Linked DNA regions of Homo sapiens: region 2 is linked to region 1. A link is an interaction called in ENCODE POLR2A ChIA-PET data of the cell type or tissue named here. Cell type or tissue: PC-9. All regions are shown on one strand. Links, peaks and the distances in the headings refer to the core of each region. The heading gives the core; the rest is flanking DNA.

What was found. Peaks named below come from ENCODE experiments on the same cell type or tissue, not always from the same donor. Only the 100,000 strongest peaks of a DNase experiment are listed, where the experiment ranks them.
Region 2: POLR2A ChIA-PET joins it to region 1 with 6 read pairs; 4 of 35 experiments call an interaction of 5 or more read pairs at or near these places.

Annotation. Positions count from the first base shown.
Region 1 is chr14:64,521,818-64,538,566 of GRCh38, reverse strand. It overlaps HSPA2-AS1 (HSPA2 and ZBTB1 antisense RNA 1), which reads left to right. Exons shown (of 4, transcript NR_110550.1): 2 at 5,998-6,093. ZBTB1 (zinc finger and BTB domain containing 1) reads right to left here. Exons shown (of 2, transcript NM_001123329.2): 2 at 13,616-16,749. The coding sequence ends at 14,921. It also overlaps a transcript of HSPA2 not described here. Among named protein-coding and RNA genes, the nearest start is that of HSPA2-AS1, 10 kb to the left of the region's middle. In PC-9, for the core only: no CTCF peak of the experiment used is centred there; no DNase peak of the experiment used is centred there.
Region 2 is chr14:64,417,265-64,426,469 of GRCh38, reverse strand. MTHFD1 (methylenetetrahydrofolate dehydrogenase, cyclohydrolase and formyltetrahydrofolate synthetase 1) reads right to left here. Exons shown (of 28, transcript NM_005956.4): 7 at 8,446-8,582; 8 at 6,545-6,656; 9 at 1,539-1,666; 10 at 643-740; 11 at 278-451. Among named protein-coding and RNA genes, the nearest start is that of MTHFD1, 34 kb to the right of the region's middle. In PC-9, for the core only: no CTCF peak of the experiment used is centred there; no DNase peak of the experiment used is centred there; H3K27ac peaks cover 111 bases.

The DNA of each region.
Region 1 (16,749 bases), core at 6,412-8,911:
CTAATCCGGGAGCTGAAGTTCGCCAGCAAAGAGTAGGAAAGCCATTCTTTACATAGGTTGTGTATGGGCGAAGATGAGAGCAATGTTTGCTGGACTAGGATTTCTGTACAGAAGATTAGTGTCACTAGAAGGGAGGGATACAGGCAAGCAATAGGCTCTTCAGGTGGATAGGATACATCTCAGAGCTTTTTGAGCCATGGTCTTTTTCCTGAGGCTTTGGGCTGGGAGCACCGTCCTTTAAAGCAGGCTAGTGATGTGCAGCCATGTAAAAGCTGTATGAAATGGCGCTGGAGAAAAGCTTTTGTCAACCCAGAAGTTATCTGTGACCAAAAAGTAATGTTGAGAGAATTCTATAAAGTCAATGAACATTTAAGATTATTTTATCTAGTGGTGTATATCATTTCCAGTTTTTAAGAACATAATTGGTTATTAATCGGTTAATGTCATCAGTTAGTACTAATTTTAACCATAATTCCTATCCTCTTTTCCATGAATTTGAAAAAATTTTGAAAAAGGGGACGTTTTAAAGAAAATATTAGAAAGGCTGGACGCGGTGGCTCATGCCTGTAATCCCAGCACTTTGGGAGGCCGAGGCGCGTGGATCACGAGGTCAGAAGTTCAAGACCAGCCTGGCCAAGATGGTGAAACCCTGTCTCTACTAAAAATACAAAAATTAGCCGGGCCTGGTGGTGGGCGCCTGTAATCCCAGCTACTTGGGAGGCTGAGGCAGAGGATTGCTTGAATCCGGGAGGCAGAGGTTGCAGTGAGCTGAGATCACGCCACTGCACTCCAGCCTGGGCGACAGAGCAAGACTCTGTCTAAAAAAAAAAAGAAAAAGAAAAGAAAATATTAGGAAAACAAGGATAAAACCCAGACTTTTCTAATTGAAACTGTCATAAATTGTGAGTACAGATCTCTTGATTTTATTCTTGGAAATTCTTGTCTTTTGTGTAGTTTGGGGGTGGGGGGTATTTGTTTGGTTTTTTTTGAGACAGAGTCTTGTTCTGTCGCCAGGCTGGAGTGCAGTGGCTCACTGCAACCTCTGCCTCCTTGGTCCAAGAGATTGTCGTGCCTCAGCCTTCCAGATAGCTGGGTTACTTATGTGCACCAGCACGTCCATCTAATTTTTATATTTTTGGTAGAGACAGGGTTTCACCATGTTTGCCAGGCTGTTCTCGAACCCCTGACTTCAAATTGTCTGCCCATCTTGGCCTCCCAACGTGCTGGGATTACAGGCCTGAGTTTTTCTTCTCTCTTTTCTTTTCTTTCTCTTTCTTTCTTTCTTTCCTTCTTTTTCTTTCTTTCTTTCTTTTCTTTTCTTTGTTTTTTTAGAAAAGGGAATTAGTGGGCTGGAAGCAATGCATATTCTTTGTAGAACTGATGATATATGACTTAGAGATACAGTCTCAGCTACAACTGAAACAAAGAATGTGAGAAACACAAATTCTTTAAATCTCTTGCATTCAGTCAGCCCTCAACACACCTCAAGCAAACCAAGATTGCAAAAGAGCAAGCAGGCCAGAGTTCTCACATAGAATCACTAAAATTAGAGCTTCAGAGGAATAGTTTCTTTTGCACAATAACTGTGCTACCTCTGTGCCCAGATATTACAAACACATCTTGCAATCTGACCACCACATTCATCTTTAACACAGGTTTCTGAAACCACAGTAGCAATTATACCCACATTTTCATTAGCCATGTATATTTTTTTCTGCCCTAACTTGTGTTTTGTATGTTCCATAGTTTAAGAGGCATCCTAAGCTTTTCCCAAAAAAGACACTGTATTTGTATTTTGGGTTTTTAAAAATTTGTTTGTTTGTTTTAAGAGACAGGGACTTGCTGTGTCACCCAGGCTGGAATGCAGTGGCAGGCTCACAGCTTGCACAAGCGATCCTCCCACTTCAGCCTCCGGAGTAGTTAGGACTACAGGCATGCACCACCAAGCCCGGCTAATTTTTGTATTTTTGTAGAGATGGAGTTTTGCCATGTTGGTCAGTCTGGTCTCGAACTCCTTAGCTCAAGCTCTCCACCAGTCTCAGCCTCCCAAAGTGCTGGGATTACAGTAGTGAGCCACCACACCTGGCCAATATTTTTTCTTTACATTAAATATGATCATGCCTTTTATTTAGCATTACTCATTGTGGGATTTATTCTAAGGAAATAATAGAAAATGCAGGTAGTATTATTTATGTTAATGATAATAGAAAGGAAATGGTTTAAATATCCAAAAATAAGAGATTACCTAAATTATAGTACATGCATATGATGAATTCTTACGCAGCCGTAAAAATGGTTTACAAGATTTTTAATGACACGGAAAAATGTTCTTGGTATAATTAAGTGAATAAAATATATGAAACTTGTATCTTCTTATATGTAGGATAATCTAATATAGATTTAAAATGCATCAAAATTGGTTATCTAGAAGGTAGAATTATCAGTAATTTTTCTAAGTTTCCTTACTGTGCTTTTACAATTGATTTTGAGAACTTGACTATTAACAGCTACATTAGTCCATTTTCACGCCGCTGATAAAGACACCCGAGACTGGGTAATCTATAAGGGAAAAAAAGGTTTAGTGGACTCACACTTCCATATGGCTGGGGAGGCCTCACAATCACGGCAGAAGGCGAAAGGCACATGGCGGCAGGCAAGAGAGAATGAGAACCAAGCAAAAGGGGTGGACTCCCCCGAGGGCTGCGGTACTGTCCTGCTCTCCAGTATTTGCAAGGGCCGAAAGGTGTACCAGCATTTCAGCAAGGCCCGGGAACCCCGCACAGCCACACCAAACCCTATGTCTGCTCCAAGGGCTGGAAGTTCGAGTGCATCAGAGGCCGACAGGCCAGCCGAGGCTACAAAAACTAACCTTGGATCCTACCCTCTTAATAAAAAGATTTTGGATGCTGAAAAAAAAATCAGATCTTACTCACTACCACCAGTTACATGGCAGCAGGCAAGAGAGAATGAGAACCAAGCAAAAGGGGTTTCCCCTTATAAAACCATCAGCTCTTACTACCACGAGAATAGTATGGGAGAAACCGCCCCCATGATTCAATTATCTTTCACCACAACACATGGGAATTATGGGAGCTACAATTCAAGGTGAGATTTGGGTGGGGACACAGCCAAACCATATCAACAGTTGAAACAAAGTCTATTAGTCTTACATAGAAATTATTGCTGATTTTCAACAAGTGAACTCTCTCTTTGGCAGATTATAAATACTAGGGTGTTTCAAAGTATTTTTAAAATCCAAAGACTAAGGCTCCACAGATTAAATGGTGGAAAAAACAAGAGCTTTAACATATGTCAAATCCTCTGTAATTAATTCCTAGCACCCAGAAGAGTGCCTGGAAAGCAGTAGTAAATCACTAGCTTAGTATTTATTAAAAGTGACCTGAGACACATTATTTAACAAAAAAAAAATTTAGTTTTTTTCTTTATAGTAGGAAGATACACTGCCTACCTCTTATATTTCTGTACTAAATGACACTGCAGAGACCAAAAGTTGAAACAAATTCATATCTGAAAATATTTGTACTAGAGATACAAAGGTGAATAAGATACGGCCTAAAACTATGTGCCTGGGTGTTAGACCTGCCCTAAGGAGACTGAGCAATAATACATTTTTGCAGAATTACTAGGGAAAAAAACCCCAACTCGTGAATTTTCCTAAAATCCTCTCAGTCTCTACCCAGGAACAACCTTCACAAGGGTTGTAGATTATCTTAAGGAGATAATGTTGGCCTGAAGAAAAGATGGAATAACAGCCTCTAATTTGAGGGCCCTTGAGCAAACTGAAATTCAACTAATGATTATCTTTAAGATCTCTATAAATACTGCCATTTTATAATTCTTACAAAGTGCTGTGTCCTAAAATATTTCTTCACCTATCACTACAGGAAAAAACTTGCCATTTGTTTCTTTGAGTCTTAAAAAATTCAGTCTTGAAGTTACACTTAAGCTGTAGATACACAGTAGGCTGGGGTAAGACATTTCCATGCCTGGTATGGAAGGGTAAGAGACCTGAACCTGGAAGGCTTTTTCCAAAAGAGAAGTTAATCTATGACAACAGCAGACAAATTATACCTACTTCAACTTTTAGTGCTAACCTTATAGACCCTTGTGGAATAGATTGAAATAATCTGGAAGAAGTGAGGCTGTCCTATACTTGGAGAATCAGATTCAATATGCAATTATTGTTAATACTTATTTAATTCTTAAACTGAAAAAAAAATGAATTATACTGGCAAAGTAGTTATTTCTCTGACAGTAAATTGTGTTTACTTGAAAAATGAATTAAGCCTCTGAAAGAGCTAAACACTTTATCAATGGATATTTATAAATAATTATTTCTTTGTGTATTAAGAAGGAAATCCAGGCCAGATGCAGTGGCTCATACCTGTAATCCCAGCACTTGGGAGACAAAGGCAGGAGGATCACTCGAGCCCAGGAGTTCAAGACTAACCTGGGCAACACAGGGAGACCCCATCTCTACAAAAAATTTTAAAAATTAGCAGGCATCGTGGTGGGAATCTATAGTCCTAGCTACTAGGGTGGCTAAGGTGGGAGGATCCCTTGAGCCCAGAAGTCTGAGGTTACAGTGAGCTATAATCTTGGCACTACTTTCCAGGCTGAGTAACAGATCATTCTTCTATATTGAAAGAAATCAGGATCTGGCAATAAGAATTTTAGCTAATTCTCTTTGTGCACATCTTAAGCTACCTGAGAACATCATAATTAGCTATATCAGATACTTTATTATTGTGGTATTAGAGGATGGAAGGAGTTAATAATTTTCAAACTAATAATTTTTTTAAATGGCCAGATTGGAAAAAATACAGTATAAATAAAAGTAATATACAGACAATTTAACTTTGGAATATAGAGGAGGAAATTTTATTAGGTAAAAACAATGGATTAAGAAATGTAATAAAAGTACTTTAACCCAATAATTCCATTTTATACTATATACTAAAATACAGAAAATAATCACATTGTAGAATGCATTTATACCATTTATAATTATTATAATTCATTACATTTATAGTTAGTACAGTCAAAATTTAAGCCATTTTTATTTAGTAAATCTAATTCCACCAGTCAATCAAAAATTATTTGTTGATTTATTACTATTTTGATCTGGCACCTTTAATTATTGGTAATATTCTTTTATTTTTCTTTTTCCTACTTATGTTTAGAGGTCTGCAGTTCTGTATACCTCCTTATGTTCCCAAAAGAGATTAACTCTAGGGTTTTTTAGACTCTAATATTTCCCTAGGCTTATTTGTTTTATTTCTCTTAAAGCAGTAGAATTCACATGTATTTGAACCCTTCAGTGGGTTTTTCTCTCCTTTCTACCCACTATCACATTGCAATTAACTCTTTCTCAGATTTTCACTTAGTCTAATTATTAGAATGAATATTCAAGTTATCCTACTTTACAGCAAGGGTTTTTTAAATGATGTAACTTCTGCACATACTATTAAGAATACTATAAATCTCTGTGCTTCTTGTTAAAACATTGGAATAAATAGTCATAAAAATAAGCATTTCTCAAAATAAATAACATCTTGATATTGCAGAAGAAACAAAATAATCATAAGGAATTGGGTACATAAACAGAAAGAAGTAAAACTACAAGTATATTCAGAATAAGGAAATAAAATTCATATGGTTAAGTAATATATATATGTGCACATATATATATCAAACAAAGCATTTATAGCCAGACTAAAATCTCACCAAATATTTAACTTCTCCATTAAAGATTTTTTAAAACATGTTAACCATCATTTTACTGAATACTTAAATTTTATCTTGAAATTTGAAAGCTGAGAAGCATGGTTTATACATAAATATTGAGAATAAGTATTTTAACAGAAACTTATTCTGCCTTATTAGGTTATATTGCCAAGTTCAGAAGAAAATAATGTGTCTGATTTGTGGAAATCTACCACTATTGAAGTAATACCATTTCTGTTCTCCTTCAAGTTAACAGGTTTAAAAGGGAGTTTCATTCATATAAATGATCAAGATTGTGACTGGCATATACAGTGGAAAAGGAAGAAGGGCAAGTGTTTTACTATAGTGAGTAATAACCAAATTATCCTGTTAAAATATTGGTCTTAAATTTTTTTTCTCTGTACCCATTACTTCTTACACTCTAAACTACAGATTTTTGGTGTAAGTTTTTAAGTTGACTAAGTACATTTCATAATATTTAAGCTATAATTCTAGTGATTTTAAGTTTAGAATTATTTATATCTATATAAATAGATTTGTGATTATGTCTCTTTATATTTGCAGTAGCCTAACAACCCCTTTTATTTTAGAAAGACCCTTGAAGATAATTAGCATATAAAGTTTTATTTTAGTATAGCTGTAACCACTGATGTTGTATGAATTTTCTAGTTACTTTTCTTCAGCAGATTTACACAAATATTAGAGTCACCATGAATCAATTTTGTTACAACAAAGTGATTCCAAAGTGATCTTTACTGAGTTTTCTTGGATCTTTGCAACTGGAACTTTTTGGGTTGATGGAAGTTTGTCAGGAAGACAGAAAAGATGGTGCCACTTCAGATCTGATATTCCTGGGTCTGTACTTAAAGATTATCTGTTGAAGATTGATTCTTCCCCATGTCCTCTCCAAATTCAGATCTCTCACTTCTCCACAGGTTTAGAAGGCCCTATTTCACCACTGCCACACAGAAAAAGACAAAACTCAAGAAAAATAATATTACAAGTTGACTGCTCTACAAGATACAACATAATTCTTAGATCAGAATTTCTTGGCTTTGGCACTAGGCCAACACACTGTTAACAGAACAGAGAATAGAAACACAAGCATAGCCCCTAGAATTTAAATTTAATTATTTCCCGAATGTAACTCGTACCATTCAAATATAAGATGTTCTTATTAATCTATCAGCAGGACATATAAATATATAACATAAAAAAAGATAGGGGTCAGACAAATAGAGGAAAGTAGGGAGGAAGGAAGCAGTTAAGAAGTGTTTTCCTTCAAATAAAATGATTTTACAATGTACTTTAACTTGTTAATGACAAATCTCTGATTGAAACATAAATCTAACAATTTTTTTAAAGTTCATATTCTTTTTACTGTCTTCAGCCACTCTGCAAATGAAAATGAAGCATACACGCACACACACATACACGCACAAAAGAAGAGGAGGGGTTTTCCTGCAAATTCCTAGGCTTATAAGCCTCCTAATCTGCCCTAGTGATTCTGAGTAAAATTATATTTTTGGCAACAGTGCTTTTCCCTCATAATAAGATCCTTAATTTTTTTAAAATTTTTTAAACATAAGCATTTGAAAAAAAAGATGGTTCATAATCTGGATGCTTAGAATTAATGTTTCTATCATCTAAAAATGAGCTCTCCTGATTGTGTTTGATATGAGCAGTTAGTTTAAGGAGAATAAAAACATGTTAACTTTTTAAGTAAGTAGGGGCTTTTTAAGCTGTATAATTAACTGTTCCTTCCTCAAATAGGAGAAAACAAACTGCAAATTTTCTCACATAAAATTATTAATATCCCTGACTCTGATATGAAATAATCTTTTAAATTTTGGTCATCCCTTGGCCCTAGACATTCCTGTGTTTTCACTTAATACAATAATGATTAGTACATTGATATGTTCAGTTCAGAGCCAAGTATTTAATTGTAATCTTCATACTATCTTTTTTGGTCAGCAATTGAGATGGATAATGAGAAATTATAATGGCTTTCTGTCCCTTAGTGATCTGTGGTAGATTTTGATGGAAAGAATGAGCAATTTTGACACTACTAATTGACTTCAGTGATTTGGTTCTCCTGAATAAGAGAACAACTTAAGTAAGATTTAAACTTCTTAATGCTAAATTCAACCAATTGTGTGCATATAAATGTAAGTGATATTAAGTTTGTTCAAAATTAACATTAATTTTTTTTTTTTTTGAGACGGAGTCTGTCTCCCAGGCTGGAGTACAGTGGCACGATATCAGCTCAGTGCAACCTCCATCTCCCAGGTTCAAGCGGTTCTCCCGCCTCAGCCTCCAGAGTAGCTGAGACTACAGGCATGTGCCACCACTCCCGGCTAATTTTTTGTATTTTTAGTAGAGAGGTTTCATCATGTTAGCCAGGCTGGTCTCGAACTCCTGACCTCAGCTGATTCACCTGCCTCGGCCTCTCAAAGTGCTGGGATTACAGGCATGAGCCACCTGAGCCACTGCTCCCAGCCAGAATTAGCATTAATTTACAAGCTGCTATTGTCATTTAGTTTATATTTAACACTTAAATGATTATATAGACATTGTCCACAGAATCTTCACAATCTCATTCTTCTGTTCTCACTTGAAAAGTGACATTTGGCAGACGGTAGCCAGATCATTAAAGTAGTAGGTTTAACATAGTAGTATAGAAATAAGGTAATAGACGCATAAAGTTAAAATAATATTAGATTGAGGGAGATTGTTTCACTTAAACCATTAAATAACCTTTTTTAAAGTTTGCTGCTAGGTTAGGGTGGTTATGCAGCTATGTGTCATTTCCTGAAATTATCTTTCATTTGTTTTATGAGTAAAACTGTCTCTATAAGTTTACCCTAAAAATCCATAGGTATTTTGGGAAATTGAATTATAAGTGGCTAGACTAACCAACATTTGTTTTTAGGCAAACTTAGATTGCTCTATAAATCTTAATCAAATCAATCACCTATGGTAACTGGGGAAGGGGGTTCTTCTGTTTATTAGTCAAAGATATGATGAATTTATTTGTTTTTATTTTTTGCGACAGGGTCTCGCTCTGTTGCCCAGGCTGGAGTGCAGTGACACAACCACGGCTCACTGCAGCCTTGACCTCTCAGGCTCAAGCAATTCTCTGACCACAGCCTCCCAAGTAACTGGGACTACAGGCATGCACCACCATGCCCGGCTAATTTTTAAATTTTTGTAGAGATGGGGTTTCGCTGTGTTGCCAGGGCTAGTCTCAAACTCCTGGGCTCAAGCAATCCTCCCAACTCAGTCTCTCAAAGTGCTGGGATTATGGGTATGAGCTACTGTGCCTGGCTAAGATGATGAATTTCTTATCCACATAATCTGTTAAGGCAAAAAGAGGAAACTGGTTATTCTGTTATCCTGCTTTTTCTTGGGAATATTTATTTTCAAATGATTTGAGTCCTTCAACTCAACAGTCTTATAACCAATAAAAGGAAATGGAGATTGGCGGGAGAGATTAAAACATAAAGGACAGGAATAGGGGAAATAAAGGAAGAAAAGGTCACAGACATAGAAATGTGGAAGTTGAATTCAAATTAATTTTTAATTGAGCCCACCTACTATGGGCCCCTCAAAAAGGCTGACAGTACCACTAACTGTTTTAAGTTTAAATGAAGGAAAATCAAAACATAACAGCATTTAATATTTATTTCTAAAACATCATTCTGAATCAACCATTTAAATAAAGTTTTGTTTTCCACTCACGTTTTCACATTATTCAGCATGTTAATTGGGTACCCACTATTACTAGCCACCTTACCAGCACAGCAGATGACAGATGAACAAGGAGCACAATCTCATAGGAGCTTTATCACATGTGTTTCTAGGCTGAAAAGGCCCTTCTTTGTACTTCTTGATAGGTGGAGTACAGGAATGTAGAAGTCAGAAACCTAGGTTCAAACTCCAGTTCTAAGATACATAGTTTCTGTGTGATTTAGGAAAAATAATCTCTCTGAACCTCAGTCCCCCATCTGGAAAATTAGTATGATACTTACCTCATAAGGCTGTGGGGATTAATTAAAATTATGTATGTAGAGCACTTTGCAGAGTATAGAGAGTGCTAAATAAATGGATGCTGGGGTTATTAAGTGAGAGCCCTAGGATGGATGGATCATGGGTTTCCAAATATGGGATGCAATTTCAAGTTCTTAACACCAAATATAACCCTACTTGTTTTAGTTTCCTGGCATTCATCCTATCATCCCCAGTTTACTGCACCTCAGGTTATCAAGGATGTGGGAGGGATTCTACAAGGGTATGTTCCCCCAGAGCTTTTTGGTACCCTGCAATCCCAGAAGTTGTTGATGCTAGGATGTCTGGAGAGCACTGGCCATTTATTACTGAGAAGTATATGTTACAAAGGAGATGGGAGTAGTAAGGAAAGTTGAGGAACTAACTGATCAAAATAGATGAATGGCAAAAAAAAAAAAAAAAAAAAGAAAAGAAAAATGTTTTAACTTTTAATTCATGATAAAAACCCAGTTAAAATTAGGTATACCAGATTTCTTTATTCTTAACCATGTGTGCACATACACTCAGATTTTTTTCTTTTGGTAGTGATTTGGCTTTTTGTTAACAACGACACAAGTTTTATGTTTAATTTAAATATTACAATGGCTAAACTGGTTTTGGGGAAGATTTTCCAGAAATTTATTAAATACAAAGTTCCTTAACTACTGACTTAGAGAAATGAGTATTGTTTAACCAGGGAAAAAGTTGTCAACCACCACCAGCTTCTCTTCCTACTTTTTTTTAGAATATAAAAGATAATATCTCAATTACTTTTTCCTCTCTCATCATTACTTACAAAAATCTCAATTATTTAGGCATATCCTTGGCATGTTCATAAAATTGTTCCATAGGCATTCTATAATTATAGTCATATTATTTTTAATCCCTACTCATCTCACCTATAATTTTCAAATGTTTTTTATTCAATTTTTATATCCTGTTCATATATTTTTCAGCTACAGTAAAACATGATTTTTCGTGTGTATTATTATCTTTTTTTGAGATGGAGTCTTGCTCTGTTGCCCAGGCTGGAGTGCTGTGGCATGATCTCAGTTCACTGCAACCTCCACCTTCCAAGTTCAAGAGATTCTCCTGCCTTGGCCTCCCAAGTAGCTGGGATTACAGGTGCGCGCCACCACGCCTGGCTAATTTTTTTTTTTTGAGATGGAGTCTCGCTCTGTCACTCAGGCTGGAGCGCAGTGGTGTGATCTTGGCTCACTGCAACCTCCATCTCCTGGGTTCAAGCAATTCTCCTGCCTCAGCCTCCTAAGTAGCTGGGATTACAGGCTTGTGCCAACATGCCTGGCTAATTTTTTTGTATTTTTAGTAGAGATGGGGTTTCACCATGTTGGCCAGGCTGGTCTTGAACTCCTGACCTCGCAATCCACCCACCTCAGCCTCCCAAAGTGCTGGGATTACAGGCTTGAGCCACTGCGCCTGGCCTAACTTTTGTATTTTTAGTAGAGGTGGGGTTTTGCCATGTTGGCCAGGCTGGTCTCGAACTCTTGACCTCAGGTGATCCACCCACCTTGGCCTCCCAAGGTGCTGGTGCCCAGCCTCTACTTTTCCTTTTAATTAGTGTCCTGACTGCTCTAGCAAACTTTTTTTTTTTTTAAATTATTAGCCCCTCTGGGATCCTTTCTTCTAATTGAATTTTTGTCCATACTCAAACTGTTAGTTTGCCATATACCATTTAACCCATGTGCGTCATTTCTAATTTTTTTCAGAGATGGAGTCTCACTCTGTCACCCAGGCTGGAGTGTAATGGCATGATCATAGCTCACTGCTCCCTTGAACTCCTAGGCTCTATTGATCCTCCCACCTCAGCCTCCTGAGTAGCTGGGGACTACAGCTGCATGCCACCATGCCCTGCTAATTAAACAAATTTTTTTTTTAGAGATAGGGTCTTGTTATGTTGCCCAGGCTGGTCTGGAACTCCTGGACTCAAGCAATCCTCTTGCCTCAGCCTCCCGAGTAGCCGGAACTACAGATGCAAACCACCACACCTGGCCTCTGAATATTTTTACCTTAAAAACATGGGGGAGATGAAGACGCATTTCTGAGTCCTAATCTACTGCTGCCTTGGTTGTGCTCTATTAATTTCTGAGATTCTTAGTCCTGTTTACTAAGGAATCGTAGAACATGCAAGTTGTATTGTACTATAGTTGATGGCAAGCTTGCTAACCATTCCTCTGGGTTTTCTTGCTGTGTAGAATAAAAGGGCCAAAGCAAAAGAGTCTCATGGTGTTCATGAGACAGAAAGAGAATTTGATTCCACTATATATCTGTGTAGATTCTCCTTTCATTTTTAGATTTGGAACCTGAACACCTAAGTTACAAAGGCAGAAGATCTGGCAGCTTCAACACACTTGTTTCATTACCTTCACACCCAGGGAGGGCAAGAAGCAACAGCAAGGAATGACAGCTCTGCAGCTCTGCCCCAGGAGAGGAAGGAGATATTAGGGAACTGGGCTGGGGAAAAGTGCTGGATATTTTTCATTCTCCCTAATTTTAAAAAGCAAGTAGTCTTTAACTTTTTGCCTTGATAAGAATTGTACATTCCACTCTAGAGAAGCCTGTGCTTCCCTGTAGCTAGCTCCAAAACAAAAAGGTATGTTCTGTGTAACATGAAACTCAGAAAAAAAAATTGAGGTGGCCGGGCACGGTGGCTCATGCCTGTAATCCCAGCACTTTGGGAGGCTGAAGCCGGTGGATCACGAGGTCAGGAGTTCAACACCAGCCTGGCCAAGACGGTGAAACCCTGTCTCCACTAAAAATACAAAAATTAGCCGGGCGTGGTGGCATGCGCCTGTAATCCCAGCTACTGAGGAGGCTGAGGCAGACAACTGCTTGATTCTGGGAGGTGGAGGTTGCAGTGAGCCAAGATTGTACCACTGCACTCCAGCCTGGGCAAGAGTAAGACTCCGTCTCAAAAAAGAAAAATAAATAAATAAAATAAAAAATAAGTTGAGGTATGGCTTTCTAAAACTATAAACATCTCAGTCATGTAAAATTAGAGAGTAAAGTTTATATATTTGCTTGCTAATTGTTAGCTGTTAGTACATATCAAAAGACTAAATTAAGCCCCCTTCCTAATGGAATAGATAATCGTTTCTTCAAAAAGTGGTAGTATTTAGAAAAAGCCCTATTCTTTAACAATGGGGAAAGCCACTGCAAGAAAAATTTTGATGAGTCACGAAAAAAGTGATCTCAAATAAATTATGTCCATTATGATACTATATACTGTAGTTTGGAAACTTGGTTTATCTGATCTCTTTATACCACTCTCTGATGGTCTCTGGGTTAGAGAACTTTTATCTGGTTCCTATCAGTAATATACATACCACATTTCATTTTAAGTTGGATTTCAAATTTAATTACTTGATAAACTATTGTATCTAAGTAAGGGTAAGATGAATCACTTTTCCTGCTTTTGCTGTTAAATTTTTAATTTTTGTGTGTATTCTACCCGTCCCCTGCCTACTTCCCGTTATTTGAATTCTGCACTTGGTTCCTGTGCTGTTCCTATCCTTACTTAACACTTCAACATATCCCCACAAATCTGAGCTCACATGGTGCTCTAATGCTTTCAACTAAATCTGTACTCACCAGTATGTCTCTCAGTTCTTTTGGCAACTTGTTCTTTTATGTAAATTGTATACAAAATATGATTTGCATATTTTAAATATGATGTGAACAAAAAGAGCAATGCTATTAGTGTTCAGAATCACAAATTTATATTTTTAAAATTAGGAGTTAATTAAAATCCCTTTCATTATGAAAAGGGTACTACATTGCAAGTAATTCACATTAAAAGGCATTCTATTCAATAGATGTGTTTATTGGTGGGTCAGTTTTGCCAATGTTTTAATTCACATGTAATTATGTAGACCCTGTGTCAGCAACAACTAACAATACTACTACTTTAACTGAAAAAATGATAAACTGTTTCCATTGATATACTCTGTGATTATTTTATAATCCTCAAGTTTTATAGTCTTTTACAGAAAAAAATGATAATAAAATATGGCGATAAACTGCAATTTGCCACATTTCCTCCAAATCTTAGACAGTATAAAACACAAGACATTTTTTTGTGCACTCTACTTTTATAGAACAACCAGGTTTATAATTGATCTCTTTATTTTATTAGATTTATCAATATACATGGAAGCTTTCTCAAATCTCAAAGTTCCAGAAGTATGTATTGTAAAAAATCATCTTTTCCTTTAGAGGTCATATTCTTAGAGAGCTATTAAAGTCTATTTATAAACAAAAATAATTGATAAGCTAACACACTTTAGAAATCAGAATATTTTAAATTAAAATATTTTTAATGAATACAAGATATGTCTTTTTAATTAACTATCATAGTTAAATTTAATATCACAAAACAAAATGGCTTATCCCCACTAATTTTTCAAGTGAGGTAAAGCCACTGGAATTTACACTTAATATAAGTTTTAAATGTGATAATTAAATGATAATATTTTATCAATTATAGGAAATATTCATTTATAAAAATTTCCTCAGGTTCATCAATCTTTTTAGGCCAAGTTTGAGCCCATGTCAACCTTAAAGGTTAGATTCAGTGCACCTAACTTGCCTAATAAGCTTGTCAATTTAAGAATATGAATTTCATTAATAAGGGGGAATAAAGAGTAGTTAACTCACTAAAAGCAAACGGGATAGTTTCAAATAATTACTTAAGGAATTTTTAAAATTTAAACAGAAATGGCCAATGATTCTGGGTTTAAAATTTCACAGGATAACCTTAAAAAAAAAAAAACACATAGAAATAGTGAAGTCATCACCTTATTGATGAAAAACTAAAGTTTAATAGTCATTGAATGGGTAACAACCACTTGTAGTCTACATTTAAAAATTTTAATCATAGCTAAGAAAAACTAAAAACAAATAATTCTATTAAGAAACAACAAAAATGATAAACATTTAATACCTAAATGTAGATACTTAAAATCCTAAACAAAAATATTAAAGTTAAAAGGGCCTTGAAATTTGTTTCTAACAAATCATCTTATATAATCAATTCCTAAATAGCTCATATCCTTTGCTTTGGTGTTTTATCTGCTATCATCTAAACATTAGTACAGTAGAAAATCACTCAGGTTCTTTTCAAATGCTTGGCATTATAATGTGATCTCATATCTTTCCTCAAATTAAATTTTGCTCCACATATTCCACATGTATACAGATGAACATCCATGTGCTGCTCCAACTGTTCATTATTTGGGAATATCTGAAAGCAGACCTGGCATATAGTCTCACCAGCAGATAAATGAGAAATCATATGCCGTACATGGTCATGTTTTCTGAAGTTTCCTTGATCACAAATGGAACAGACATACCTGGCCATGCCTTTGTGCATATCATTGTGCAGTCGCAACTGACGCTCTCTTAAAAACTGCTTTCCACATGTTTGACAAACAAACTGTTTTTCCTTAGTATGAACAGTATAGTGTTCTCTTAAGTGACACCGCTGATAAAATCCTTTTCCACACAGATTACAAAAATGCTTTCGTCTGTGATCTCTTTCATTTTCTTCCATGATGGCACTCTTAAACATATCTTGATCTAAGCAGCTAGACATATGTTCAACCACTAGATTTTCAGTTTCAAAACGCTGGCCACAATTAGGACATCGAAAAGGGCAGGCAGAATGTTTAAATAACTGCTTTTTTTGGATACTGTTTATCTGGTAATGATTGTCCCTAAAATCATCCAGCATTTCAACAAACATATCTCTTATTTCGGACTGCTCATCAGGATTCTCTTCCAAGTCCATTTTCTCCTCAGTATTTCCTAACCCATTCATGGTCAGATCTTGGGGCTCGCCACATCGTTGAGCATGTTCCTGAAGCTGCCTACCCTTTACAAGTATTTGTCCACATTTACCACATGCACAGATATTTTCAATGTGTTTGGCTAAGTAATGAGATGACAGGTCCTCCTCGGTTATTGTAAGTCCACACAGCTCACAAGATGCATTTTCAGCATCCTCTTGTACTGGACTGCTGTTGTTAGGGGGCCTCATATTCTCTAAACCACCTCTTTCATCAGCACTTACTGACATTCGAGGTTTTAGAGTTTTCCTACCACTTTTTTTTATGCTGACATCTTCTTCAACATAGTATCTATAAAATGGCTCTTCAGGTTCATCTTCTAATTCATCATTGTCAGTGGATTCATTACAGTCTTTATCAGTAACTTTAATAATGTTAAAGTCTTTCAGTTCATCTGTAGGAATATCTTCTGGCTCCATCTTAATAATAATCCTTTTCCTCTCAGCAGCTCTGCTTTTCTCTTCGCTTGCTATTTCAGACTCCACTGTGCTACTTTTTCTGCTTCCAGTGGTTGAAGCTGAATCATCAGCAGCCTGGCTTGTGTCTCCTCTGTATTTGTCCGTCTGTGCAGAAAATGTTTTGGAAGAATCTTTTTCACCAAATTCAGCTTTGATGTTACTGTCTTTTCCATCTCTAATATCTACTATTCTATGGTAAGATCTTGTGTTTTGGTATAAATGTCTGTTAGTACAGGTTAGCACATGCTCATCTAATAATTTTTCACAGCTAAAGCCAAATCCACAGCTATCACAGGTAAAACTCCGCCCAAAGCGTCTTGACACACGTTCTTTTGGAGTAGATAATTTGGACACGGAACTTTTTTTACATACATCAAATAGTGGCTCAGGAAAATTACCTAATTGTAAAGACTCTTCATCAGCCTCTCTATTATGTGGTGTATTTACCGTTGAACTTGGCTCTGCACACCACCTGTTGGCTTCATTGCCATTTCGAGCCACAGTATCTTCATACATTCTTACCCCAAATATCATTTTGCTGTTCTGTTTGCTGGAAGCAGAAGAGGAACATTTTGAACTAGAACAATCTGCATCCTGGATGTCTTCTAAACAGTCAGGAACATTGTATAGCT
Region 2 (9,205 bases), core at 6,511-9,010, 110 kb after region 1:
CAACAGCAAAAGGTGATTCTATCTTAAGACCGGGTTTTAAGACCAAACTCTTCCACTTACTAGATGGATAACCTTGACCAATTTTCTCATCTATGATTATAATCTATTCTTACCTACCTCTCAGGATTGCTGTAAGGATCAAATGAGATCAAATACGGGTGAAAATGCTAAAATCAAATTAAAGGCACCTCTACATACATGTGCCAAGTGCAAATGCAACGCCTTAGTATCAGGACTGATACTAAGATTTGGATGGCAACATGAATAAAAAGCATACCCAGTCACCACCACGTATTTCCCATCAGGCCGGTGCTTCAGGCGTTCTAGTGCTGACAGCAGAACTTTGGCCTTTGTTTCACCATATAATTCTACCTCTTCAGACAGCAGACCAATTTCTCGAGCCAGCTTACCAATGGGCTTCGGTTTACAAGATCGTGATATATCAATGTCACTTTGGAAACATAGAAAATAGGTATTAATGTTTATCCACTGAGTTTAATTAATCCCACAGTAGTAACAAGCCCCCAACCCAACCCCAACCACTGAAGGCACCTTCAGAGGGAGCATATGTGAACCCACAGTATCTGTCAACTAAAAACCAACAATTCACAAAGTTTTAAATCAGTAAAACTTTATTTTTACCTTGGAACAGGTGTCTTGAGGTTAAGGTTGTTATACTGAATCATCCACTTTCCTGGCTTAAATTTCTCCAGGAAACGCTTGGCACTCTCTACTGTGCTCTAAGCAAAATGAAATAAATGAAACTTAGAAGAGGTGGTTATTTTAATCCTCACCTCAGTTTCAAGCTCCAGGTCACTCCAGTTCAATCACAAAATGAACTGCTTCAGACCCACTTATTACCATGCTTCAATCCTAGCTAAGAGTCAAGAGGCACCTAACATGCTTTGGGGCTGCTCGCCTGGCCCCTGTCAGCTGGTGCATGTTAGAAAGGGAAAACAGGCCGGGCACGGTGGCTCACACCTCTAATCCCAGCACTTTGGAAGGCCAAGGTGGGCGGATCACCTGAGGTCGGGAGTTCCAGACCAGCCTAACCAACGTGGAGAAACCTGTCTCTACTAAAAATACAAAATTCGCCGGGCGTGGTGGTGCACACCTGTAATCCCAGCTACTCAGGAGGCTGAGGCAGGAGAATCACTTGAATCAGGGAGATGGAGGTTGCGGTAAGCCAAGATCACACCATTGCACTCCAGCCTGGGCAGCAAGAGCAAAACTCCGTCTCAAAAAAAAAAAAAAAAAAAGAAAGGGAAGGCAAACCAAAACAGACCTGGCCAAGCCAGTGTGATCGCACTTTTCTTCTTTCAAAGTTATTATATTCCAAAACAGACTGGAATTATGCCATCCCTACTTTCCTCTATTAATGTGCCTGATCTTATTTCTCTATTCTTCCCTTCCCTTTTTCTCAATAAATTCACATCTTTACTTCTGAGTAGGTTTTTGACATTTCTACTTGGGGAGAAAAGCAGCCAAAACTCGATCAGCTTTTCAGAACTCTTATAGAAACTTTTATTCACAATTACCTGCATGAGCATTGCAACTGTCATGGGCCCTACGCCGCCAGGAACAGGAGTGATGAAGCTCGCCCTCTCTTTGGCCTCGTCGTATGCCACATCACCCACAACTTTTCTCCCATTTGGTTTTTTATCATCTGGTCAAGTGGGGGAGAAATCAAAACTAAGTCTCAGAATCACAGTCCTGGTGATCAGTTACGACAAAAACTCAGCAGAATTGTAGGGTGTGTTAGTCCCATCAGGCTCCAGTGCCTACTTAACTTAAAAGCTATGGAATGACAGATGTTTGCTATTTCTTAGGGAGAAAATTATTTTACCTGCAAAAATTCACAAGATGCATAAGTGGTTTTACAGAACCTGGAGAATCCTTTTGTAGTCTCTCAGGTGGCAAATAAAATACCAACTGTTTTTTATTCTTAAAACCAACTACCCAGTATATAATGAGCACCCATTTTAAAATGTTAATTTGCTAAAGCCTACAAAGGAAATTTTTTGGGTGCACAAAGATCCAACTCTGTCACAGCTGCCAGATATCGTTTCTACAGCAACTGTCAGCATTTTGTGAGCTCCATGTGTGAGCTGGAGGAACAATTCAACATCCAATTCCAAAGACACAGCTACTTAAATGTATGCTAAAGGCAAAGAATATAATTACACTTCCCTTAAAAGGACACAAGAACAACTACAAATCTTACCAGCAAAGAATAGCTATTCAAGAGAACAAAACCCAATGATGCATCATTGCTCACTCACACAAAGAACATCCTACACTTGGCTTCAGTGCACTTCCAGGAGGGGCTGGGGGCGGGCCTAGACCTCGAAGCAATAAGGCTCCCGCGCTGCATCTGGTAGTTTTAGCGACATCACCACTTCTCTCTGATCAGATCGCCACAACTGAGAAGAAGCTCCAAGGTGGAGGCAAGAAGCCAGAATTAAGAGATTAGCAGGCACTTTGGGAGGCCGAGGCGGGCGGATCACCAGATCAGGAGATCAAGACCATCCTGGCTAACACAGTGAAACCCCGTCTCTGCTAAAAATACAAAAAAATTAGCTGGGCATGGTGGCGGGCACCTGTAGTCCCAGCTACTTGGGAGGCTGAGGCAGGAGAATGGCATGAACCCGGGGGGCGGAGCTTGCAGTGAGCGGAGATTGCGTCACTGCACTCCAGCCTGGGCAACAGAGCGAGACTCTGTCTCAGAAAAAAAAGAGATTAGCTGTAGCATCAGCTCTTTTATTAAAAATTAGGGCCAGGTGTGGTGGCTCACACCTGTAATGCCAGCACTTTGGGAGGCCAAGGCGGGTGGATCACCTGAGGTCAGGAGTCCGAGACCAGCCTGGCCAGCATGGTGAAACCCCGTCTCTACTAAAAATATTAAAAAATCAGCTGGGCTTGGTAGCGGGCACCTGTAATCCCAGCTGCTCAGAGGCTGAGGCAGGAGACTCACTTGAACCCGGGAGGCGGAGGCTGCAGTGAGCATTCCACTCCAGCCTGGGCAACAAGAGCGAAACTCCGTCTCAAAAAAAAAAGTTAGTTCTGCAGCTCCTGTGGGCTCCATATTAATCTGAAGTCCAAAATGCAAAGAAGGCTTAACACTACCTATCACAAATTTGCTGAGGGCAAAATGAGAAAATGTGTACATTACTGAAATTGAAAAAGCAGCCTCCAAACGCAAGAGTTTCTCTTTCCACCACAGATACGTAAGATATTTTTTATATGGAGTAAAAGGAGCTGGTCAACACAACTCATTGGGATGGTTTCAAGTTTCTAGAAGATTATAAAGCAGCAAACTGGCAGAACATTTCCTCTTACAGCCCCTAGAGTCATTTCAAAATGCCAAGGAAATATAGATAGAGGTTTGCCCTCTGTACAAGTTTCAATCGTCTTCACACTGTAGTTAGCTTGAAATACCCGCTGCATCTATTTCTACGTGTTAATGTTAGTCATTTTCGTTTTCCCACAGGTAAGAGACACATATCTTTGACTACATGACTAAACGCAGCACTGGTGAGTTCAGTTTTGCTCCTAAACCAAATACTGTCAGGGTTGACGAGACACTGCTAAACATGCAGTGCTTCGTGGATAGGATGATGTGGTCAGTGGAAAAAGTGACCACTACTCAGCCTAAGCATATGACCTCAGTAATGAGCAAACCTTTTGGTTATCTACCCCCAGCCCTAGAATTTCTCTTTCTTTGGGAAATCACATGTACAAAAATCAACTAAAGATCCAGCTGAGCCCTGACTCTTCTACATTTAATTTGGGGACCCTAATAATAGAGGCCAGTCCAGAAGCAGCTACACTGGATAGGTTGAGACTGGATTGCATTAGGGTGGGGAATCTGTTCCCACTTTTTAACCCTTCCAAATAAAACACTATTGATCTGGCCCTTCTCAATTTATCTTTAGTAAGCCAAGCAGGAAGAGCACTTTTATGTGTTTCTCTGGCCAATACTTTCTGCCCTGCACTTGAATCTTTAAAAATATTACTTCTTTGTAAAAGGTATACACACCTTGATTCATTCTTAATTTGGCAAGTGACTTACAATGTTATCCCTGAGTGGACCATGCAAACTATTTAAATAATCAAAATATGAACCAAGAAGTAGCTCGGTGGTAGAAAAGTTTGCTTCTAAAGTGAACATTTGCAAATATCAGTCTTTAGGTCCTGCAGCCCATTTGCTGGTCTGTAACTGAGTGATTCTGCCATCCTTTGGGGAACACAATAACATCCAGCTGTATCAGCATTAATTTGCCTATATGCCCAAGATCAGTAAAAACACTGTTGACCAGAAGGGAAGATACTGCTTTGATTTTATTCATATTTTATTGTCTACATAAGGAATCAATGTGAAAAGGATGGCAAGTTTCATGTTTAAGTCAACATTTCCTACCTATCTGCAACACTCAAGATCCCCACTCAGGTTTTTCTTCTCCATTTCTCACATGTAATCCAAAAAAAAAATGCCAAAAGCAGAAATATGATACAGAAGATGCGAGGTTTTAAAAAGACTGAGCTTGCTGGGTGCGGTGGCTCACGCCTGTAATCCCAGCACTTTGGGAGGCAAAGGTGGGCGGATCACGAGGTCAGGAGATCGAGACCATCCTGGCTAACATGGTGAAACCCCGTCTCTACTAAAAATACAAAAAAAATTAGCCGGGCGTGGTGGCGGGCGCCTGTAGTCCCAGCTACTCGGGAGGCGGAGGCGGGAGAATGGCATGAACCCGCAAGGCGGAGCTTGCAGTGAGCCGAGATCGCGCCACAGCACTCCAGCCTGGGCAACAGAGCGAGACTCCGTCTCAAGAAAAAAAAAAAAAATTAAAAAAATAAATAAATAAAAAGACTGAGCTTGAATGTCATATCGCAAGTATTCAAAGTGAGGAGTTGTAGGAGAGCAATTTCTTTATCGCCTGTTAGATAATTACACTACAAGAAAATGAGTGATCAATTATGAGCTACTGTCTTAAAAGCACGGTAGGGAGAGTGGGAGGGAGGTTAAAAACGGTGAAGGCTTGACAGTGACTAATGTTCCTGGCAGCTCAGCGTCTACATCTGAAACTTGAGATGGGAAGGGAGAAAAAAGACTTCCAGCTATAACTCCCTTCGACAATTCAATAGATATGAGTGCCAGTGGTCAGATGGCAGGAAGCTGGATGTGGCGCCACAGTGACCACTGCCCTTGAGGAGCTATCTAGGCAGGAGAGCACAGGACGCCGTACATGAGACACATGCAACAAAAGATACAATACACATGTTCTATGGGAGAGGAGGGAGGGAGAGAAGGAAAGATCATCCCTTGATAAGGGGAAATCAAACAAGGTTTGGAAGGAATAACAGACATGACAGAGAGGAGATGGGGAGGAAGCAGCTGAAGGTGAAGGTGAAGTTGAACCTTATTCAGTTGTGTAGCCCAAGGCCTGGCATTGTGCTGGATACACAGTAGTTGCTCCGTTAAAGATTGTTCCTTTCTTGGATCTATGAGGACGTACGCAAGTTTTGCCCTATTGTTCTGTGAAGTTTTCTGTTTGAAAGAGTAGCCCACTCCACTAAGAATGCAGGTGAGGGAACTACAAAGGGCAAACGAGGCATGCGCAGGGAAGGGAAAGTGGTCCACTTTACAAGTTGAAGACAGGTATTCACCATGCGCAAGTGAGATCACAGGCTGCAGAGGTCACTGAAATTAGTGTGAGGCTAAGGAGTCTGGCAAGTAAGAAGGAAGAGGCTCAGAGTTCCATGCCAGAAGGTGAACGTGGCAAGGCGAGAGCACGGGGATAGATCTGAGTGGGAAGCAGCTGGAGGGAGGGACACCTGCAAGGAAGTTATCACAGCCCATCAGCTGAGAAGGTAACACTCAGTGGTGACACTCAGAACAGAGGAGAGAGAAAACAATTCCTAATATTTAGAGACTGGTCCAATATAGGGAATGCTTGGGAGGGAAACTAAAAGGCTTCAGACTTGCGGGAAGGAAGAATGGTGATACTAACCAAAAGACGGGAGTAAGGGGTAACTTGGGGATGAGGATGCCGAGTACAGTTTTGGACATGATTAAAAGGCTAGATTTATCCTCTCAGCCTAGAAAAAAACCCAGGTCAAATATCTTCTTTGTAAAGCCCTCCTCTTGGCAGAATGAGTCCCTCTTCTGGACTCTCATAGCACTTTGCAATAATTATACTGTATTTTAAATCCATCCATCAACTTTGCTAAAATAAAGGGTGATCTCTACATGAAGATAAAGTGATATATCCCTCCTGCCCTCCCTCTCACTTTCTCCCTGGACAAAGTCATCTTGGAAGCTGTACAGCACATGATGAAAATCAAAGGCTCTGGCACCAGGCAGACCTGCCTGCAAGTGGCAACTCTTCTATCTACTAACTCTGTGCACCCTTGGGCTAGTCAGTCTCCTAAACCTTAGTACTACAAGCATAAAATGAGACAAGCTTCTCTCTCAGGCTTCTTTTGATGACCTAGATACCATCCTCAATACCAGCAGCCACCTTACTCCTCCAACAACACTCACCTGGGACATAATTGATTCCACAGTCGATGACTATTGCCCCAGGTTTGATCCACTCCCCTTTAACCATTTCAGGCTGACCAGTTGCAACCACCAGGATGTCACCTTTATTTACCTAGGGGTAGGGGATTTGGACATCAGAAATGAAATAATGAAATACACACCAAAAAAAAACCCAGAAATGAAAAGGATATCCCTGAGCTTTGTATTAAATTCTTAAGTGTCATAAGCTATTTCATAAGATATTGGGTTAAGGCCTCAAATGTAAGCCACACACTGTTTCTGACAGCCCTTCACATGCCGTGCTCATTTCTACACATGCCAAAGAGCTCCCTTTCACCAGCCATTTTACCCAATAGGGAAATCAGTGTCAACCTGCAAGGCAGAGGGGCAAACAGGCTTGGGGCCCTGCGTGTTATGTCCAGACACTGCTCCTTCTCCTACAGAATGTAGAGCACTACTTTGGGAGGATTAAAAGAGAAAGTACTAGGCCTCTCTCCTGCTCTCTCCCCACATTTAAGAGACTGCACTGTCAACAGGCACGTGTGTGTGTGTGCGCATTCTTGGGCTCAGGAATCTGATGCAGGGATCTAGAACAAGCTGCCATAGCTATTAGCAGACTACTGCCCACGACTGCCTCTGGAGCACCTTCACTCTGAGGCCACCACTTTTACACACATGGGATCTGGCTGCCAGAGGTCAATCTGAGTGCCTGTACTGCTAATCCCTGTCCACCACGAGGCAGATTAGGGTAGAAAGTACTTGGTGAGAGGCCAGGCATGTTGGGTCACGCCTGTAATCTCAGCACTTTAGGAAGGTGAACCAGGAGGATCGCTTGAGTCCAGGAGTTTGAGTCCAGCCTGGGCAACACAGTGAGACCCCTGTCGCTACAAAAAGCTTAAAAATTAGCCAGGCATGGTGGCACATGCCTGTAGTCCCAGCTACTCAGAAGGTTGATGCAGGAGGATCACTCGAGCCCAGGAGTTCAAAGCTGCAGTGGGCTCTCATGGACTGCCACTGCACTCTAGCCTAAATAACAGAGCAAGACCCTGTCTCAAAAGAAAAAAGACAAAGGTCGGGCATGGTGGCTCATGCCTGTAATCCCAGTACTTTGGGAGGCCAAGGCAGGTGGATCACCTGAGGTCAGGAGTTCAAGACCGGCCTGACCAACATGGAGAAACCTTGTCTCTACTAAAAATACAAAATTAGCCAGGCGTGGTGGCACATGCCTGTAATCCCAGCTACTCAGGAGGCTGAGGCAGGAGAATCACTTGAACCCAGGAGGCAGAGGTTGTGGTGAGCTGAGATTGCGCCATTGCACTCCAGCCTGGGCAACAAGAGTGAAACTCCATCTCAAAAAAAATAAATAAAGAAAAAAGAAAAAGGAAGAGAGAAAGTACACAGAACAAACTCTGTATAAACTTCAGCATGCTTTTAATTTTATGTTTTTTTTAATTAATTAATTTTTTTTTTTTTTTGAGACAGGGTCTTGCTCTGTAGCCCAGGCTGGAGTGCAGTGGTGTGATCGTAGCTTACTGCAGCCTCGACCTCCTGGGCTCAAGCAATCCTCTTGCCTCAACCTCCCGAGTAGCTGGGACTACAGGCATGTGCCCACCCCATCTGGCTAATTTTTAATTTTTTTTGCAGAGAAAGCGTCTCACTATGTTGCCCAGGCTGGTCTCAAAAACTCTTGGGCTCAAACAATCCTCCTGCCTCAGACTCCCAAAGTGTTGGGACTACAGGTGTCAGCCACCCCACTCAGCCTTTAATTTGAATTTGTTTTTTCATCTTGTAAAAATGAGATGATGGGGTTAAATGAGGTCATGAGTGTAAAGGACATGGCAGCCTCTGGCACACCCACCCTCCCCACCGTAACACCTTTACCTCTCCTCTGGACACCCTACCTCCTCATCCAGATGGGCAGTCTTGGAGTGGCAGGTGGTCACTGTGGCATTGTTCCACAGAAGCAAGTCATGCATCGGGGCCCCAACTATTTTACTGCGCCCAACCACCACAGCATGCCTTCCGGCAATCGGCACCCCTGAAAGAAAAGCCAGCCTGCATCAGAGTTGGAGGATAGAAGCTGCCCTCCTTCGCATGCCACGTGGAGAAATTAGAATAAGTGCACAAAAACAGGTTCTTAACATCAAACAGAAACCTTCCTAAAAGCATTCCTTCTTTGGCAATAATATTCTCAACTCTAGGGTTTCAGCTATAAATTGGGACTTGTACTTGTGTCCTTCTGGCCGTGGGTTTTTGGGAGCAGCTTAAGCCAAGATCATTCATTGAGTCATAGGGGAGTGGGAAGAAAACCTACACTCAAAGAAAAAAGAAACCCTGACATACAGCTAATCAGCCATACGGAAGAAGACATCAGATTAAATTACATGGGGAAAAAAAGTTAAAACAAATAGGGTGTATGTAACAGGCTGGAGAGATGTGTAAGAAATTAGATTAGTATCGGTAATTCCTTCTAACTTTGGTAAGTTTGTTTATACAGTTCCTCACCCAAATTTCTCTTTTGGCTTAGGGCCTGAGCCATAGGGTTACTTGCAGGGAAGTGATAAAGGGGAAATTGAACTGTGGCAGCAAAGCTTTCTTTTTGCTATCACAGCATCCATTTTTCTGGCAATATACCAATGTCCTTTTCAGGGCTGACTCATA